Regions from separate parts of the Mus musculus genome. Here region 1 is linked to region 2. A link is a loop called in an ENCODE intact Hi-C map of the cell type or tissue named here. Cell type or tissue: left cerebral cortex. All regions are shown on one strand. Each heading gives the region's core, and the rest is flanking DNA. Links, peaks and the distances in the headings are about the cores only.

The links. A loop is a pair of places that touch in the nucleus more often than their neighbours do. Peaks named below come from ENCODE experiments on the same cell type or tissue, not always from the same donor. Only the 100,000 strongest peaks of a DNase experiment are listed, where the experiment ranks them.
Region 1: a loop joins it to region 2, with 4 times the contacts of the local background. A loop is called at or near these places in 6 of 42 quality-filtered maps.

What each region holds. Positions count from the first base shown.
Region 1 is chr4:43,402,336-43,409,990 of GRCm38, reverse strand. It overlaps Rusc2 (RUN and SH3 domain containing 2), which reads right to left and starts at 3,489. Exons shown (of 12, transcript NM_199057.3): 1 at 3,311-3,489. In left cerebral cortex, for the core only: a CTCF peak has its summit at 3,620; DNase peaks (open chromatin) are centred at 2,735 and 3,516; H3K4me3 peaks cover 2,262 bases; H3K27ac peaks cover 3,805 bases.
Region 2 is chr4:43,262,946-43,270,600 of GRCm38, reverse strand. Unc13b (unc-13 homolog B) reads right to left here. Exons shown (of 40, transcript NM_001384106.1): 39 at 7,465-7,624; 40 at 5,728-7,301. The coding sequence ends at 7,016. Atp8b5 (ATPase, class I, type 8B, member 5) reads right to left here and starts at 3,442. Exons shown (of 29, transcript NM_177195.3): 1 at 3,359-3,442. In left cerebral cortex, for the core only: a CTCF peak has its summit at 3,352; a DNase peak (open chromatin) is centred at 3,389; H3K4me3 peaks cover 729 bases.

The DNA.
Region 1 (7,655 bases), core at 1,058-6,057, 140 kb before region 2:
TTGAGAATAAAGCTATACCAGGCTAGCCAAGGCTACATAGAGAGATCTTGTCTCAAAAAACAAAAACAAAACCCACAAAAGATTATGGTTCTGGGAAGAGGAGTGAGACAGAAAGCCTGCTGTGGGGGGTGGGGGGAGGGCTGGAGTGGGGTGGGTGGGAGGGGGATAGAGAGGGTGGGCATTTGCAGAAATAAAGTAAGAACAAAATGGGGAATGGGGAACAATGGCTTAGTGACGTTTTGAGGAACAAGATCAATGGATGGGATTTTTTAGGATGCTTTGATATAAGAGAAAACAAGACAATTCCCCCTTACTTCCGCGTATCTCCTTTACAAAAATATTGGGTCTCATATATGTGTGCACGTGTGTAATACACCCCCCCACATACCTACAACACAGTGTGTGTAATACACACCCCCACATACCCACAAACAGACTACACGCTATGAAGGTAACAAGGGTGACAAGACTCTAAAATTCCAACAAGGATCCACTAATTGAAAAATATACAGTTAGGTGTGGTGCCTTTTGAAACCCTGCCCACCCCCAAAAATGTGTGCATGCGCACGTGGTGTGTGCATGTGTGCACTGTGTGTGTGTGTGTGTGTGATATATAAGCAACCCTATGCTACTAGCTGAGTGTGGTGAGGTCCTGTGGTCCCAGCTACTTAGAAGGCTGAGGCAGAAGAGTTTCCCCAACCCAGGATTCATAGCCAGATTGGGTGTACAGTGAGACTGTGGCTCAAAACAATGTCAATATGGTAATCTGAGCACTGACTTAAAGAGGAAATAGAAGATGAACTGTATATATATGATCTTTTTCTAAGTTATTTTTATTAATTTTTATGTTTATATGCATGGGAAATACAACAAAATATTCATAGTGCAGATCTCTGTTGAGCAATTCTGGATGATTTTCATTTTTTTTCTGTTTCATCTATAGATAATACATACCATGTACATAAATAATAGTTTTCTTTAAGTAGGGGGATTCTCTTTAAATACAATATTAGATTTCCCTCTAGGGTTCATAGATATATCCAGGCAAAACAGTCACATACATTTTTTTTTTTTATAAAGGGACCTGGAGACACAGCTCAGGGCCAGAGTTTTACAAATAAGTGAGCAAACAATAGAATTAATAATAAAAATTAGGAGCCCTAATTTTTGAACATTAAAAAAAAAAGGAATGAAATGGGAGCTAGGGAGGTGACCCCTATAACCCCAGCATCTGTAGGGTAGGGAGAAAGGTTAGGAGTTCAAGGCCAGTCTGAGCTACAGTCGGTTCAAACTAACCTGGGCTACTGAGTCTGACTCAAACAACACAAAGAGGAATGATGTAATAAGCCATTTGACTTTGCCTCAAACACTGCAGAAAACAAGCGAGAGTGCATCTAAGACTTCTTCCCTGGGAGTGAATGTAACACTGTGGCCATGGGTGAAGAGCACTCTGAGATGAATGAACTCAGTTCACACGTGTTGTTCCTAATTAAATGAAGAGAGGAGGAGGAAACTCCCATAAACGAAGACGAGCCTCCTACCTAAATCTAACTCTGTAGGTAGAGTAGTGGCTCAGCCAGCAGGAAGATGTGACATCTAGGTGCACAGATGCAGGGAATCTCCAATTCCATCTAAACATCCCCATATAGTCACAGGCATTTTCACTGCGTGGGCTTGCTTGCTTATATTTTTGAGACAGGGTCTCTCTGTATAGCCCTGGCTGACCTAGAACTGGCTCTGTAGCTGAGGCCGGCCTTGAACTCAGAGATCTGCCCGCCTCTGCCTCCTGAGTACTGAGATTAGAGGTGTGTGTGTCATCACACACGTTTAACACACGAGGAAACCAAGCTGCAGGTTATGGGTAGCTCACTCCCAATCACAGCTGAAATGGCTCCAAGCCTGGGCACGTCCCCTCTCGAGGGTGTCTACTACCACTCATTCTCAAGGGCTTGAGGCCAGTCCTCTCCCTCAAGTCCGGCCATCACCCTCACACAGCTGTTTCCTACTATTCCATGGTGCCCACTGCCGTGACCACTTATATAAGCTCTATCAACTAGTCTGAACCTGCGGCCCCTTTCGTCCCATGTTCTCACATTGGTCAATCCTGTTTCCTGCCCTTCAGGCCCCAGTTCTCAGGCTTCTGCCTCATCCTGGCCCATTCATGGTTCTCACGACACTTCCCCCTTGCTCCACTGTGCTGTTCACAGTTCTTGGCTTGCTGGGAACTAACCTACTCTCAGGACACTCCCGAAATGCCCAGTCACACATTGTAAAACTCCCGTCTAATCTCCAAGTTGACTACCGGGTGAATGGTGGAAACAGGGCTAAGGATCTGTCTGCCTACGGGCAAGACAACTCCAGAAGGCCGCTTCCTGTCTTTGTTCACCCAACAGCATCCCTCTGTTGGTCACAGTACCTAGTTGCTGCTTTTCTGGTTTCTTCAGAGCTAGCAGGGAGGGAGGCAAAGGCATTCATTGTTATACTTTAGTGATCTGACCTTGACCTGAGGTCCTTCGGAGAGCCTCTGTGGGGCTGACAGTCTTCTCTAGGGCAGGACGAAGGGAAGAGGGCGGTATGGTGGATCAGGGGGCATTGGTTTAGCTTGTGCTTTGGTCCCTTCCTGCTAGGAAGCTGCTCTGTAGAGCAGGGCTGAGTATAACATAAGAGGTCAGGTGCCTTCAGCATCCCTCTCTCCATACGCTGTAGGGCATTTGCATTCATTCTTACTGCAACCAATCCCAGAGCCTGGCAGCTTCTACAATGGATATGTCTGTGTGCATACAAGTATGCATGTGTGGGGAGGAAAAGCCACCCAACCTTCTGGATAAGAATGCATAGATTCCTGCATGGTTTTCAGCATAAACTTCCACGAGCTGTAGAAGGGTCTCCACCCATTCAGCCTTTGTGTCCAGATTTGAAAGCTGCAGCTACAGCAGCTTCATTAGAAATACCCAGATAGAAAGAAAGAAAGGAAGGAAGGAAGGAAGGAAGGAAGGAAGGAAGGAAGGAAGGAAGGAAGAGAAAAGGATCTTGTTTCTTGACCAAACAGCACAGATAGATAGCATCAGCCCAAGCCTCTTTCTTGCCCGGCCCATGCATGCATGCAGAGATGAGTTTGTCTCCGCTTGCTGTCACTCTCCCTTTCCGAAAGACAAAGCCACCCTTCAGAAGCCAGAGCCCAGATGCTGATGCTGATCCGGCCTCTGCCAGCAGTGACCTCCCACCCCCCACCCCAGAGCCATTCCTCTGCAAGGAGCCTCGAGCTGGACCTGGTGGCTCCCGTTCCTTTTGCACGCCCGTCGCGCCCTACCTCGACAATGGCAGCTGAATCACTGGTCCTCGAGATCGCACAAGGGGGACCGGGCTGATACCCTGAGATCTGATTTCTGTTAGTACAATGGCATCCCGAGCTAATGCAGGGAGGCTGCGCAATCTCAGCCTGTCTTCTTGCTGCTGCTGCTGCCACGGCGGCTGGGCTGCGGTGACGTTGCTACTAAGGGGAGGGATGGGGAGGGAAAGGAGCAGGCAAGCCCACAGTGCAGCCACTCAGTTCCAGGTCGGTCCCTTCGGCCTGTTAGTCTGGGGGAGGGGCGTAGAGAGAGAAGTCAGCCACAGGGGGCAGTAGGTGCTGGAAGACGGAGACTTTCCAGACAGCAGCATAAAAACCCAGGGAGAGCCGAGCCTAGCTTCTCCTGGGTCCTGAGTGTTGGAAGAAGTCTGGGCAGAGCCTGGGCGCTTCCTTCCTTCCTTCCTTCCCTTCTCAGGCCGCTCCTTTCCGACCTTGGCTAGAAGCACCCCCCCACACACACTCCTCCCACTCAGGCAGTGAATGACTGCGTGTTTCCCAGCTTTTTCTTTAGTTAGGTTTCCAGCTGGGTTAGGGTGGAGGGTCATCCTGGAAGGAGATTTTGGAAGCCCCACCCAGAGGCTACACTAAACAAAACAATATTCCCAGCGACAGATCAGCATTCCACCAGCTAAACAACACCGGCATTTTTCACAAGGCCCAATCTCAGTGCTGGGTTTCCAGGGTCCCTCTGCGTAGGCTTCTGAAGGAAGCCCCTGGGCCACAGGGGGCTTCTCTGAGCAGGTGGCTCTGATGCTCCAAGTCTGGGTGGCTGCAGGCCACCTCCCTAACCCAGGGTTCAGCTGGTCTCCCGGCTCTTCAGAGGGTCTAACAGTTTAAGCGGAGCTGAGCCTGTCACATCAGTTTTTGGTTCTTGCGGACTTGGGTTCGACCAGGGTTGTAAGGGAGTCGATTCCCTTTAACCAGGCAGAGAGTCTGGAAAGTTCCTTCTCCCACAGGAAGGCAGGCAAAGGAAAGGGACTGGGTTCTTAGAGCCTTCGCTTCAACTGTGGACCTTCTGAACTACCTGCCTCTTCCTCTCTCGAGTTCTGGGCCATTCTGTGAGGATAACCGCGCAGTAGCAGACCACACACGAGCCAGGTGTGTAAGTGGAATCTGTCGCTGCTCACTGATGCCACCCTCCAAAACAGCAGCTTTCAGGACAACCATGGCAGCACATGCCTCTAATCCCAGCACTTGGGAGGTAGAGGCAAGCAGATGTCTGTGAGTCGAAGGCCAGCCTGGTCTACATAGAGAACTCTAGGGTGGCCAGAACTACATAGAGAGACCCTGTCTCAAAAACTCCACAAAACAAAACAAAACCAACCAGCCAACCAGCCACCTTCCTGGTGAGCGCTGTGGTTCCCAATGAGTCATGCGCATTTATTTGGTTTTGCTCTGAACTGTTTCCTTTACTCCCCCAACTAAATTTCCAATTGAACTGAGGGCTTTATGTGTCCCAGGCAAGCTCTCCTCCCCTGAATATTTCTCCTCCATGGTTGGTTGAATCTGTGGGCCGTAGAACCCATGGTATGGTGGCTGACTATGCTATCTCCACTCTACCGGGAAGACTCTGGATTTCAGGTCTCAAGAAGCCTTGAGAGGCAGCGCTGGGGTTCCAGGTGCACGCCTTCACATTCATCTACTTCCGTTCTTGCATCTTCCCCGCGCTCCTGAGACCTGTGTGTTTCCTGACTTCATGCTGACCTGAGCTGAATTACAGAGGTCTAACCTTGACTCGCTTGAGGATCAACAGCCCCTGGTCCTACAAAGAAGCAAACAATGAAGAAGAGAAGCCGGAAAAGGGAGGAGCTTACAACCCTGAGCAGCCAGTAGCAGCCCTCTCAGCATGGCTGAAACGGTAGGTGTGGGGCGCTGGCCTTTTCTGGAGCTGATAGAGACTACTTCTGGGGCTTGCTGTAGGTTAAGCAGTGCCATTTGTGATCAAGAGCATGGAGTACTCACTACTTGATTCCCATGAGAACTTTGGGCCCAGGGTCTTTGTCCCGAAAATATCTGTGAGGCAGACGACCCCGAGCCTGCAGAGCTAGCGACACACACTCCATGATTCCTTTAGTTTAGCACACCACAGATCATGCTGTTACTTACTACCCAGCCCTACTGCATGCCTGGTGCCCAAGGAGCCAGGTGTAGTGACCCCAGCGTCTGTGACCCTAGCGTCTGGGAAGCTGAGGGGCATCTGCTTTCGCTGCGAGTTTGTGGTCAGTCTGGATTACATTGCAGGACCCTGTTTCAAAGAGGGACAGAAGTGAGGACTGTGTGTCGTCTCAGTATACCTTTGTCCCTGACCTTTCCCAATAAGGTCACTCTGCTGACCTTTCACCTCAAGGAACTTATCTGGAAATAAGGGAGGACTTCTGTTTATGTTATTCCATTCAGCAATAACCTGCATTTGGCCATGTCACCTCAAACTGTATGACTGATCTAATAGCAAATGCTCACATTAAGACAAATCAAAATAAGTTATGATAAACTGTATTTTCCTGATCTAGAAGCATTTTTCTTTTACATTTGGGGGGTGTGTGGGCACGCATGCGCCGCCATGCGCACAAATGGAGGCCGGAGGACAGCTTTCAAGGAGTCAGTTCTCCTCTACCCTTGTGTGGACTCCAAGAATTAAACCCAGGTTGTCAGTCTTGGTGGCAAGCACCCTTACCTATAGAACCAACCTGCTGGCTATCCCAAGACCTTACAGTCTCTGTATGAATGCTGTATGCATGTGTGTTTGTGTGCAGGGTTTGGTGGGTGCACGCTCACATGTCACCAAGTCGAGCAAAATTAGCTAGTCAGCAAGTCACAGTGACCTGCCTGTCTCTGCCTCCTCTACTTTCGGGGTTACAGGCACGCCACTGGGTTCAGCCTTTACACAGGTGCTAAGGGTTTGAACTCAGCGACTCATGTTCACAGGGTTAGTACTCTACCAAGCAAGCCATCTCCAAGGTCACACTGTGGGCATCTACATGACTCCTATTCTGTACAAGGTACTGTGGGGGTACTCTGGAATCGTTATCTAAGCTAAGGGTCTCATAGTTTTATTAAGATCATTGCCAATACGGCTCTGGGGTGGCCAGGGCAGCACCATGATTGGGGAAGTGATACCAGTGTCAGAACGAGGGTTTCAACATTTTTTTTCCAGCCTTAATGCACCAAACTGATCTGCTCCTGGCTGAAGATGGGACGCTAAACCTCCATGTTTGACAACCTTCTTTCCCGATTGTGGGGACTCTGACTACAACTCGGAGGGATTATGCTCCTCATAGGGAAAAATCCAGAAACATCTGGTTAAAGGCAAAGTTAGGACTGAACATGGTTTGTTAGTATACGAATCGTGCCGGGCAGCGGTGGTGCACGCCTTTAATCCCAGCACTTGGGAGGCAGAGGCAGGCAAATTTCTGAGTTCGAGGCCAGCCTGGTCTACAGTGTGAGTTCCAGGACAGCCAGGGCTACACAGAGAAACCCTGTCTCTAAACAAAACAAACAAAACAAAACAAAAAACAAAAAGGAATATGAATCATGAAAGAAATGGTTAGCTGGCAGAAAGACCCCCAGTCAGTGACATGTGAGTCTGAGAGCCCAGATTCAGATCTGCACATGTATGTGCGAGGCCAAGCTTGATGGTCTGCAATTCCTGAGCCAGGGAACAAGGAGGACCCCTGGGGCTTGCTGGACAGTCTAGCTCCCATGTTCAGTAGAAACCCAGCCTCAGAACAATAAGGTCTTTACCTTGCTGTGACTGAGGAACACACCCGAGACGGATCTCTGGCCTCTACGTGCATATGCACGCGTGCATTCTTCCACATATGTACACACACAAACACATACAAAACTATTCAAAACAAGTCATCTTTCTTCGTGGCTCCTAAATCAACTGTTTATAAAAGAACCACCTTCCCTGGCTGTGAGGTTCTGTGTTCCTGTTCTGTGAGATTAGATGAAGGTGCCGACTTTCCTATAGGAAATATATGAGACAAGCTCAAAGAATTTGCTGATTTAAGAACCGTAGCTGTCGTTGACTGGGGTGACTAAGTTAAAAGGAGAATAAACAAGCTGCCAGATGTCTGAGCACACCTGGCCATGACCTCGGGAGTCTGCTTTTACAAAGGGAAGGGTAGCCTAGCCAACGCCCCAAGGTCGTCTGGCAGAGTGTAGCTGCTCCTAGCTGACAGGGATACTTACTGTTCGTAACTGGTTTCATGTTATTTTGGACTCCAAACAAGGCTGGCCAGAATGCTGGGAGTGTTCTGGAAGGGCTGTCCCAGACACACCAGCTGCTTCCTCATTAGACCTC
Region 2 (7,655 bases), core at 1,219-6,218:
AACTAACCAACAAAATAGTGGATTCAGTATTATCCAATATCAAGTGATTCCAATGTGTATTCGAAGCTGAAGACCATTAATATATACTTCCTCATATGATATAAAAGGAACTCAACATCTAAATAATTCAAAAGTGATCCAAACTCACTGAACAAAAATCCAGGTGATTTCCCCTAGTGGATGAATTAAAAGCCCTGATGTTGTGATGTAAGGATCCTGTAGAGCTTTTCAATGACTTTTTAGCTTTCTCCCATTAAAAGCTGAAGTCATTATAATGGGCAACAGGCCCCTGGGAATTGAGGTTCTCTTTCCCTTCATTCAGTCAGTGCATTTATACTTTGAGACCTTGGCTAGAGAAGGTATTTTAGCCAAGGAGCAACTCTGGCATGTAAGAAAGGTCCTAATATGAAGTGGGCATCCAGGGTGGATGCAGGCTACATGCTGGGTACTTTCATATTCCACAGCACAGAATCTTCACACTCATCCTTCAACAAAGGCACCGGCATCCTCAGAGAGCTGAGATTGAATCTTAAAGTACTTCAACACAGGGAACACTACAATATTTGGAAAGCATCCATGATGGTTATTTGTTCCCTGAGAAAAAGTTTGCTGTTTTCTCTCCCATTCCCCCAACTCTCCTGCCCTGGTCTGGGAAGCTGACTTCTATGGACTATATCCCCCATACTGTCTTGACTCTAGACTGCTTGTTAGGGCTTACCAATGAAGAGTACTAGCTGGCAACTGGAGCACATGGAAAACATTAGGGCATTTATTTCTCTGCACCTTGTTCAAGTTCCTGAAGTAGCTTGCTTGCTTGCTTGCTTTCCTTCTTTTTTAAAGATTTAATTATTTTATTTATATGAGTACACTGTAGCTGTCTTCAGACACACCAGAAGGGGGCATGAGATCCCATTACAGATGGTTGTGAGCCACCATGTGGTTGCTGGGAATTGAACTAAGGACCTTGGGAAGAGCAGTCAGTGCTCTTAACCGCTGAGCCATCTCTCCAGCCCCTGCAGTAGTTAAGACCATAGCTCTGGTCTGGAAGGCCCTTGTCCCAGAGCCTTAGCCCTAGCTTGACTCTGTATGAACAGTCCCTTGCTTTTACCCCTTCAGCCTTAGGGGCGCCACTCACTGCTGCTGCTCTCCCTTGTCTTTACTCCTTCACAGTTCTTTTATTGCTGACCAGGCCTTTAAGTCAAATCTTTGTGACCATATCAACTATCTTTCTGCCAAGACTCTGACTGCTACATTAGAAAAATAATCTATGGAGTCTGAAGAACCAGCTCAGTGGTTAAGAGTACGTGCTGCTCTTGCAGAGGACCGCAGTTTGCTTCCCAGCACCTACATCAGGCAGTTTCCAACAGCATGTAACTCCAGCTCTGGCTTCAGTAGGCACTAGCACTCAAGTGCACATACCCAAACACAGACCAATACACATAATTAAAATGTGAAAATCTTCTTAAAGAGGATAATAAGAAACAAATGCTTTGCTCCTTTGAAGTTCCATTCAGGTTCCAGTACCTGCAAGGGCCCACGCCCTTTTTTCTACTCCAAAGTCTCCATACTTCCTAATCTTCAGTGAAGTCTCTGAGCATTCTATATCAAACAGGGCAACTCTATTGTTTACTACTGCTGTGCTGAACCTAGCGTGACTTTAGTACTTACTTGTTCTTACAGTCAGACTGTTCAGCTTTTTCAATATGGCCATTCTTGGAAGGCTATAAACTCATTACGTTAGGTAAGTTCAACTGAAAAGAACATCTGAGGTCACCTTAACTCTTTCTTACACCGATGCTGATATTCAGGTTGACATAGAAGAGTCTTTTTCATAGTTATACAGCAGCAGAGGTAACTCTAAATTTAGATTCTTCCTACTGCTTCAATATGCTGTTGAGTCTGCATTAGATACTTAAGTAATTAATATGCTGATGACCACCCCTAAATTTATGAGTTGTCTCTTATCCAATGCTAGGGCCTGGACCTAGATGAATACCTGACATATACAGTAATTGCTCAACAAATATACTTTCCTTGAACTTGGGACTAAGCAAAACAAATTCCTTAAAAGTTACTTTTTCAGGCCAGGCGTGGTGGCACACCCCTTTAGTCCCAGCACTAGGGAGGCAGAGGCAGGCAGATTTCTGAGTTGGCTATACAGAGAAACCCTGTCTAAAAACCAAAAAACAAAAAAAAGTTACTTTTTCAGAACATAGAGGCTCCTGCATAATACTTCTTTATTCACATAGAGAAAATGTATATTTTCAAAGTTCTTTTATGTATATGAGTCCACTTCACCCGTCTGAGTTAGATATGGAAGGAATTACCACTCCAAATAACAATCCAGCAAACTGTTACACTAAAGACCAGACTCGTGAACAGCATGTATCAGAGCTGAGACCCACATTTATATCTTCTGATTCCAGCTTCAATACATCTTTGCCATTTTATGTTGCTTTTTCAGCTTTGTCTTTTTGCTCTTGGGTCTGGAAAGACCATGCAGGGGTCAGTCAAAACATGCTAAAGGGAGTAATTCTATCCTTTAAAAATCCACTAGTTCAGACCTTCTAACCTGAAAATTTTCCTACTTTTCTTTTGTTTAAAACTGTATCAAGGGGCTGGCTGGAGAGAGACTGCTCTCTCAGTGGCATTGGGGTCCCAGCATCCACATGGCAGCTCCTATCTGTCTCTAACTACGGTCCCAAGGGATCTGATGGCCTTCAAGGACACCAAGTACAATTTATACTTGTGATCGTAGCAGCAGGGAGGCAGAGGCAGGAGGATCAGTACAAGTTCTAGGGCAGTCTGGTCTATGCAGTGAGTTTTAAGCCAGTTAGGGCTATCCATCAAGACCCTGTTTCGAAGCAAAGAAAGAATGTCTACCTTGGCAGTTCCTCAGATAGATAGACACCTACTTATTCACATTAGAAAGTTCGTGGTAGAGAGTTTAATTTTTCCTGCCAAGTAGGCATTAAAAGGAAAAGAATGATAGCAAATGCCCAGGAATATTAAGAGTCTTGGGGAAATGAGCAAATTTCCTTAGCTACCAGGGATATGACACAGCTGGGAGACTTAGGGTTAACCTGCTTTACGGAATAAATGGACAAATGTGTGCCCTGTGGGAGCAACCTGGGGGAGGATAAAGACTCTTTGGAAATGTCTGGATAGACATCTCAGGGAGTGCCAGGGAAACCTGTATATCTGAGGAGTACTGACAGAGTTCTCTTGGTGAGTATTACAATAATTCTCAAAGAAGTAGGAGGATGAATAACCACTCGGTAGTTCAAGTAACATAAGGTCTCCAAGCAATGCTGTCAGAAAGAAAACCGTAACTTCTCCTCGGGCGCCCCCTACTTACCGTCGCCTCACAGCCTCCTACTCCAGCAACCTCCATCTTAACGCACCTTTCTGCGCTTGTGCCACAGAACCACAGCTTCCGCCCAGAGCTGGACCCGCCCGCCCACGCGCTGCCGCGAGCTCGTCTCCCGCCACGCCCCTTTCTGCAGATACTGAAGCTGGAAAGTCTGGCTTTGAAGTAGTTGAGTCCTAAATCCCTGAGATGGCCAAGTCCTGAGATGAAATCCTCAGATCCTTCCAGGGGCTAACTGCATGCTAATGAGGGGAGAATAACAAAGGGGCGTGCTGCCCAGAGTTGGTGGGGTCCAGATGGCTTCCCAGAGGTGACAGACTGAAAGGTAGTGTGGAAGGGGTGACTGGAAATTAACAAGAATGGACACAAGAATGTAAAATGGCACTGAGGGCAAATTCAGCTGCGGAATTGTGTGTATGGGTATGTGTGATGGGTATGTGGAGGGCACTCCTGGAGGGGTTTAAGTTTTAGCTTAGAAGCCACTGTGACCACTGAGTAGCTTTTTTTTTTTAAATTAGATTTTCTTCATTTACATTTCAAATGATATCCCCTAAGTCCCCAATACCAACCCCACCCCCTTGCCCTGCTCCCCAACCCACCCACACCCCCTTCCTGGCCCTGGCATTCCCCTGTACTGGGGCATATAATCTTCGCAAGACCAAGTGGCTTTTAACTGAAGAGGAAAGAGGACGGACCCAGAGAGATGGCTTAGTGGTTAAAAGCACTTGTTCTTGCAGAGAACATCCATATGGTGTTTCACAACCATCCACAACTCCAGTGCCAGGATCAGATGCCTTCTTTTGACCTCTGTGGGTACCAGGCACCCAGGTGGTGCATGCATACATGCAGGCAAAACACTCACATAAATGTAAATAAAACTTTAAAGTACTTTTTAAAAAGAGAGAGGGAGCAGGAACAAAGGCTGGGGTTTATCAGTGATGCAGAGGAGGGGAAATAAAAAATACTACGAGGAACTAGGAGTTAGAGTTCCTGATAGGCAAATATATGAGAGGGGCCATGACTAAGTAATAAAGACTGTGAACTTCCAAGATGCCTGGCTGCTTCTTCACCCTCTTGACCTGAGACAAAGGTCTGGAAATAAATAATAATAATAATAATAATAATAATAATAATAATAATAATAATAATAATATTGTCTTGTGGGATTTTTTTTTACCTCCTCCTGTCAGTGGAGCCCCTGCTGATGGAGTGCCTCAGCAAGCTCAAGGCCAGATCAGGACATATTTACACAACAGTTATGGGCCAACCAACCCCAAATTAGGAGAGGAAGCCCCTTCACACTTTACAAGTTCCTAGCCATCAAGAAGCTGGACTTCTGCTTTGCAGGAGGGTCTTTCTCTGTGTCCCTGCTGAATGGGAATATTTTCTCACTTTTAATAAAAAGCTTTCTTCTGACTGCTGAATCTGCCCTTTTGCAATTTCTCTACAGCTACCTGTCATGGTCGAGATTTTTCTCCCTCTGCCTTGTAGTTCTTTAACTGGCAGAGAAAATGAACCCAGTCAAGCCCCTTAACTAGACTAGTGGACTAGAAAATAGAGAGTAGGTTCACAGGGACATTCCATTTTCTTAGCTGGAGCCTGGAACTGCTATGTGGACCAAGCTGGCTCAGATTCACAGAGATCCAAATGCTTGTCTCCCAACTGCTGGTCTTAAAGTGTGAGCCACCCAACCCAGCCCCTGGGGACAATTAGGAGGGGAGGGGGAGGAGGAAGCAGCTTTAAAATGACTTGGCAACTGACTAGAAAGGATCTGTTTAGGAAGCAATGGAAATGGATCCAGTTTCCTGTTGCAGGTGCTGGCTACGGTAGGAAGAAAGATGTGAGGTCTGTATTTTCTGTGTCAAGTCTTTTCTGATTCTGTGAGGCCTCATTTTAACCTTCCTTTCTCTACCTTCCTAGTTTTACTACCACAGCTCATCTGCCTTGAAAAGAACTGGGACGCAAAGCCTAACCTGGGCTGCCATAGCAGCCTTAGCCCTACTCTATGTCCTGCATCTCTCCTCTGCAGATGCACGTTCACAGCCCAGGCTGTGATCCACCTCAGTGATCCTAGATGGAGGAAGCGTGGACTACTTCTCTGTGGCACATGTCAGCTCCTTCTCTTCTACATCTTATGTAGGAAGCTGATGTTCTAGGTAACAAGACTGTTTATGAGACTGGTTGTCTCAGCCTAGTGACTGTGGGTTCCGTAGTCATTCAGGACACTTAGGTTCCACCATTAGCCAATAACTGGAGTTGGGATAGGGTGTGTAACCAGGGGTTATTAGTCTAAAAGCTATGATTAAACATGACATTTTTATAGTTTTCACATATTCACAGAATTCCAGACTCCAAAAGCTGCTATAAGATAATTTATTAAAGTCTACCCTATAATTTCCCATAATAATGGCACATATAATAATTAAAAACAGCAAAGATGCTTGGTTTGTTTCGTGTGTTGACTGGCGCATTGTGGACAATGTAGAGTCCTTAGCAATTTCAGGCTACTATCAGGAAATCCAAAGATCAAGTCACGTTTCTGAGCAAGGGTCCAGGAAGCTCATCTGACCTGCTGAAAGGGTTTGTTTCTGACCTTCCAGCAAGCCCTCAGGTCCCCTCCATCCAATGCATACAGAGGAATCATAGTCCAAGCTCCTCCTTTATGCTTGGCCAATCCGTGGGGAACAGCAGCTGATCACAAAGAAAAGAGGAAGGCCAAAGACTAGATGTTTTCTGCAAGGACGACAGCCGGAAGGTTGTGACCATAGGTGAGAACAATTCTTTCTAGACCATTTTCCATTATTTTTGGCTTTGTTCAGGGACTACTCAAGAAAATATCTTTGGATCCTTAGTTGGCCTTCAAGTCTATACATATAAGATTGTGTGTGTGTGTGTGTGTGTGTGTGTGTGTGTGTGTGTTCTAAGCATCACTCCCTGCTTACAGGAGTAGGAAGCTGGCAGTACTCTGGGCAGATAAGACCCCTGGTGCCTGGATTCCAAAGAAATATTCTGCTAAGGGCTCCAAAGCACCATGTGAACCTGCTTTGACTTATGACAGCCATTCTGAGCAAAGGAATTAGCTCAGTGCCTCTGCAGAAGGTATCTTGTTCAGTTTCCAAGCCTTGTTCTCACTGAAGCCAGACAAACCAGTCCTGCTGCTCAAGTGACAGTGAATTCCACTCTGTGTGTTCCTGCTCTGGCCAGTCGTCACTGTGGATCATGGAGTCAGCCAGGTACAAGCTCCAGGCATTCTAAACATGTTCTAATGAGGAGCACATAAGTGCCTACCTGGACAAAGTGTGGTTTAGAGAAGGGTGGAAGTGGGAAGTGGAATGGACAGTTGTCTACCAAGAAGAGCTGACATCCTTGGAAATGTCTGTCCCTCTCTATTTATGGAAAAACCTCTCCATGAAGTAGCGTCCACAGCCCAGCTTCTAGCACCACAGACTACTTGTTGGGGATTCAGCACGTTTCTCTGAAAAGCCATAGTCTTACTGCCCCAATTTTCTCCTTAGACATCCTAACTGGGAGAGTCAGCCATTTGACTACAAGGACTCTAAGCTAGCTACACAGCTAACTCTCCCTGACTGATCTGGGCAGTAGGTGCTGTCTGGATGGCACACAAGGCAGAGATGGTAGAGATGGTCAGCTCCCTTCCTCTGTGGATCGAGACTCTGATTTGAGCTTCACGAACTCTCGGGCTACCTCGTCATTGCTCCTCTGAGACAGAATCCGGAGAATGGTCATGCCTGTCTCATCCATATGGATCTTCCGGCCCAGTGGGCACCAGCAGGCACAGCTGCCCTTAGCTGCCACATCCCTCAGGGGCATCACTGCCAGTCCTATCACACGATCCTCCCGGGCAAAGCAGTAATCCTTCACACAGATCTGCAATTCATAGGCCTCTGGACCCTCTTCATTTCCCAGGAGGCTATAAGCACAGGGTACAGAATAAAAAGCCAGAAATGAACATTTTCTGCTGAATTTATCCAAATTTGACATCTAACCAGTTGGTCTACTTCCAGTTTCTTCAGCCTTACCACCCAGCACTCCCCAATTCCAGAGCTCTATAGGTTTCCTACTCTGTAACTTACAAGTGAAACGTCTCGTTGTACTTGGGAGTCCAGTTGTTACTTTTAGACTTGGTTGTGAACTTCCTCTTCTTATCACTTTGGTGTGGGCCAACCATGGTCACTTCCACAAAAGGCCGGAACATACCCGCTGTCTGCCACTTGAGGTCATTGGCTGCTACCACTAACCAAACAAGGGAGCTCTGTGAGGGATC